2 separate regions of the Homo sapiens genome follow, and region 2 is linked to region 1. The links are chromatin loops, found by intact Hi-C in ENCODE. Cell type or tissue: HepG2. All regions are shown on one strand.

Region 1 (2,500 bases):
GGCGGGTGCCTGTATTCCTATCTACTCAGGAGACTGAGGCAGGAGAATTGCTTGAACCCAGGAGGGGGAGGTTGCAGTGAGCCGAGATCACGCCACTGCATTCCAGCCTGGGCAACAGAGTGAGACTGTCTGAAAAACAATAATAATAATAGTGGAAGCTGGGGTGGGGTATATAGGAACTCTCTCTGTAATGTTCTCAGTTTTTCTGTAAAATTAAAACTATTCTAAAAAGTAAAGTCTATTTAACATAAAAAACAAAAAACATTCCTGTCTATGCTCCTAGGTAAACAGAGCACAGAGACTCAGTTTCAGCAGAGCGGCCCTGGTTTGGCTCCAAGGCACTTGCGAGGGTGCCCAGAGAGAGAATGTGACATGTGGCAGAAAGCAGAGCCACAGAGACGACAGAAGGGCCTGGGGAAGGGGACAGAAGGTCATAGGAAGACAGGAGAAGGAGGGGTGGGGAGGATGGCGGTGAGACAGCCCCGGTGCTTCGGGCCATTCCTTTTCCTAGTTGCCCTCCCCCCAGGAGCCCTCTACTCCAAACTCTACTCCCACCCTGCTGGGTTTCCTAGACTGCATGATTTTGCCAGGTACTCCCCTCCACTCCTCTCCACCCGGCCTCTGGCTTCCCTGGGGCTGGGCCAGTGGGAGGCCAGGGAGGGGAGTGGGCTGAGAGCACTTAGGCCCCTCCCCCACCAGTTTGCCTCCAGGGCCCCCTCTCTTGCAGGGGCGTTGCTCCTGTCAGGCAGCCCCTCCCTGGCTCTTCTCACTGGTGCCCTGGCTGGGAACTGGAGCTGTGCTTGCCCCTGCAGGCCTGGCCACGGTGATGGTTCCTGCGGTGAGGACTGCACTATGCCTTGTTTCTCTGATCTCTGCCCACATCTTAGTAAATCCTCCCATTATTAAACACTTCTCAGTTACTCAATTGAGTACGTCATCGGTTTCGCCCCGGGACTGCAATGGACAGAAAAAAAAGTGACTCACACATGGTGTTTCTTTAGTGTTCACCTTCCCCTTTAGAACAGAAACTCCACGAGGGCAGAGATTTTATATGCTTTGCTCATTGTCACTGCTGAGTCACTCCATAAATTTAACTTGTGAAATGAATGAGTGAATGCTCATTTGATCCGCAGTGTCTCATGTGGCAGTCACTCCTGCATGTGGCAGTCACTAGCACGAAATGTGGCTAGTGAGACCGAAACACTGAATTTTAAATGATAATCTACAGAGCTACCTGTGGCTAATGGCTACAGCCTCCTCTCTAAGGGGATCTCCTGCACTTAGGCAATTTCCTAGCTATTCAAGTCTATTCCGCCCCAATAGGGGTTAAGAAAGTTGCTCAAGGCTGAGGCAGGGAAAGTAACTAAATCACTTTAGCTGTTTCCCTCACCCTAGGGAACTGGGCTGCTGAGTTTTCTGGCTTGTCTCTGGGCAGGCAAGCTCGGGAATGTGTGCCTTGCTTTGGGATATTTGCATTTTAATTTCGCTGCAAACTTTGTTTCTTGGATAACTGTGCTTACCAGGCCCTTAAAAACTTGCAGCTTTATAAGAGCGCTGGCCCCAAGCCAGGGGAGTCTCCAGCTGCTGACTGATCCTGCCTGGAAAGTCAACTTGGAAGAGCCACAAATGTCCTAATCCTCTTCCAAACCGCCTAAGTAGGTTTATCCAGTGACCTGTAAAACCAAATTAGTAAAGGGACACTTTAATTCCAGCTCGTTAGAGAGCTTCTAAAATCGTTGAGAAAGCCAACACAGCAAATTCTGCGCTGGGGGGCTGAGAAATGCATCCCATTTTCAAAAGAAGATGTCCTTGCTTTCTCGTGGTTTCTCTCACCCACGCAGTTCAACACACAGAAAACCTTCTCTGTGGCTTTCACAGGGATCTCCAGGGAAGGTGGGAAGCCGTTCTTGAGAACGAGAAAAATACGGTGGCCCAGCAAGGTCAACTAATTTTCCCCAAGTTCTGCCACGTCCAGTCCCAGCTCTGGTCTCCTGACTCTGGCAGGGGGAACATTTGCACTGTTCTTGTTCCTTACCCCAGGAGCTGGCCTATTGCACAACCTCAGGAAACAGCCCCTATGCAATCCTGGCCCACAGAGCGGACATGTTCTGGTTTTTATTCAGCAGCTTTTTTATGAAGTGTGTTTTCCTTTCCCATCATGTCATCTGGAAGCAATTCCTCCCAACAGCTGGATTTGCTTTCACAATTGGTAAACACCGCGAATGGAAGGCCGGGGACGATGCGGAGCTCCCCGGAGGAGCCTTGTCCCCACCCGCTTGGCTCGCGTTCTGAAGCTTATCGCGGGTGCCTGCACAAGCCTCATCAAAATCGAGGGCGTCCTCCAGCAGGCGACCCACATTGCATTCCCCGCTTAAGAGGGTCAACGTGTTCTTCGGGGGAGAAATTTTCTGAATGCTTTGCAGATAAAATTGATCAGATGCAGGCCAGATTGCCAGCTGCCGGGGCCGCGTGCGCCTGTGGAGGCCCCACCAGCGCGGGG
Region 2 (2,500 bases), 66 kb before region 1:
GATACACACTGTGACTTTACTTACTAGTCTAAGTTTTCAGTAGAATGTCTGGCATATACCTTTTGTATTCTGGTGTATTAATACAATTTGAGGGAGAGAAAGATAATCTAGGGTTTCATTATATTCTCAATGGGAATCTCAATGGGACCATAAAAATCAGTTGAGACATACACAGTTCTCTCAACATAAACCATTCTATAAAACTTAATGCAAATATGATAAACAAAAAAATCTTAAGTTTCTTAAAGAAACTCACTACCTAATTTTCATGAAGACATAGTTGAGAAATATATACAGTTATTTCAGTGGATGAACCACAGTTAAATGACTGAATTCAAACATTTGAACGTAATTTACCAAGATGAAATACACACGTGAGTAAACCCATGACATACAATCCCAATCTTCAAACGGTTCACTGTCAATCCAAGCAGACATACACACATCCATGCTAATACAATGTGAAAAGTAGCACAGACTAGTCATATGATCAAAACACTCTGTGGAAGACACAAGATTGAAAAAAAAGATTTCATACAGAGATAAAGTAGTATTAGAATATAAGATTTTCCTGTAGTCAGTTAAAAAAGAGGCACTAATAAAAGCATAGAAACAATAAAATCACAAAAAGAAACCCTAAATAATAATATGCAGTTTGGAGTTGAAGAAAAGATCCCAAAAAGGCTCATATTCATAGAGGAAAGTAATGGGGAACAGGACTAGATATTTTTATCAACGCTTGTAAATGGCTTCACAGATCCCACTAAATTGTTTAGACTTTATCCTGTAGATAGTGAGTGAAAGCTATAAAAGGTTTATAAGCAAGTGAGTGGTGCAATCACATCTGTGTCTTATAAAGATAAACTAAGGCTCAATGAAGGAGACTGAAAGAAAGGGAGGAGACTAAAGGCTGAGAAATTGTGGAACCCAATACAAATCTCTAGGCCTGAACTATAAAATAGCGATCTGTCTTAAATACACTTAAATTATATTTACTAAACAATTTTAAAATGAAGCATCAGACATTAAAGTCACATGTCACTCTGCAACTTCAATCTGGTATAGAAATTACAATGTTAAGTCACCTTTCCTAACATTACAGTGACAAATGTTTCATTTCGGTCTCTTGGCATTTTAAGTAAACTACAAATATTTAAATCTATATACTAAAATCTACACTAAAGTGTGTCTAAAATCTAACCTTTATCTTCTTAAGGTTATTGCTCACCTGGAGGATCCACTGAAATTTTTTCTGACCAGCATAAAATTTACAGGTATTGAACTTTTATCAAAGAATATAGTAACTCAGACACAAATTAATTTTATGATACTGGCATTTTGTCCCTTTTCCTTTCTTTAAAAAAAACAAAGTCAAATTTACAGCACCTAAAGTGTTTTTTTTTTTTTTTTACAAAATAGTAATAAAGGCAGATATTCAACCATCACTGAACAGCTTTCTAGTCAAGAAATTCCTTGAAAATAAATACAGCTAACGCAAATGACAAATCTGAGTAAATATTGCCCAAGTCATCCCCTCTCCAGAAGCTAGATAAAAATAAACTGTAGTGCCATTTTTCTCAGCAATTCAGGCCATTAATTGAAGGAAAATCTCTAAACCTAGAGCAAAGTGATGTATTCCGAACTTTTCTGAATAAGCCTGAAATGAAAAGCATTATTAAAATACCTGTGAAGCACAACGATGGGGGAAAAAAAAAAAAAGCAACAGGTAATTTAAGGAAAAGAATCAAGCAAGAAAAGGAACTTTTTTAATTTAATAAATTTGCAGTTTTAAAAAAATTTGCTGAATACCCTATTTTCTAAATGGAATGGAAAAAACACATTGAATCAGAAAACTACTAGATGATTTATGCCAAAACTACACTCGACAATATATTACACAAGAAAAAAAAAAAAGCTCAGAACTGAGTTCTAGTTCTGGCTACACTGTGGAATTGTGTGAGTTACAGCAACTCAATTTTCTCATGTCAACAACCGGAAAAACATTACCTTGCAGGGGCATAAGAATCAGAAGAAAAATATTAAATTTTATAAACTATTGAGCACTGTGCAATCCCAAGATCATTGTGAGTGCTAAGATTATGAGAATAGATTTGAAAAACATCCATTAAAATTAGCCTAGCACAATTCCTGGCACTCAGTAAGATCAATATATATTTACTGAATGAAAAGTTATTTTACTTTAAAATCATTGCAAACACAATGACAGAATGGATCAAAACAAATTTTGAGGTATTAAGAGCCTTCTATGAAAAAGTCTAAACCAATTTTAAGCCTATTTATTTCCACAATTCCACAATGAATCAGCTCCAAATATTTCAAAACTACAAAGCCTTGCAAAGCACAATCAAATTTCTTTGTAAAAGAAATTTCATCAGCAATATACCACTAAAAGAGATAAAGTACACTAAATACCAAATGGGAGAGGAATAAATTAGAAAATCATCTGAGACCAAAAAAAAAAAAAAGTTTGAAAAATGTT

The links. Hi-C counts contacts between places; a loop is a spot of excess contacts. Peaks named below come from ENCODE experiments on the same cell type or tissue, not always from the same donor. Only the 100,000 strongest peaks of a DNase experiment are listed, where the experiment ranks them.
Region 2: it touches region 1 in a loop (9-fold over the local background); 45 of 110 quality-filtered maps call a loop at or near these places.

Annotation. Positions count from the first base shown.
Region 1 is chr2:174,023,299-174,025,798 of GRCh38, forward strand. It overlaps LINC01960 (long intergenic non-protein coding RNA 1960), which reads left to right and starts at 1,982. Exons shown (of 1, transcript NR_136175.1): 1 at 1,982-2,500. RefSeq lists enhancers at 91-961, 445-1,644. In HepG2, no CTCF peak of the experiment used is centred here; DNase peaks (open chromatin) are centred at 983 and 2,083; H3K4me3 peaks cover 2,130 bases.
Region 2 is chr2:173,956,877-173,959,376 of GRCh38, forward strand. The region is part of intron 3 of SP3 (Sp3 transcription factor); the gene reads right to left. Among named protein-coding and RNA genes, the nearest start is that of SP3, 7.2 kb to the right of the region's middle. In HepG2, no CTCF peak of the experiment used is centred here; a DNase peak (open chromatin) is centred at 1,525.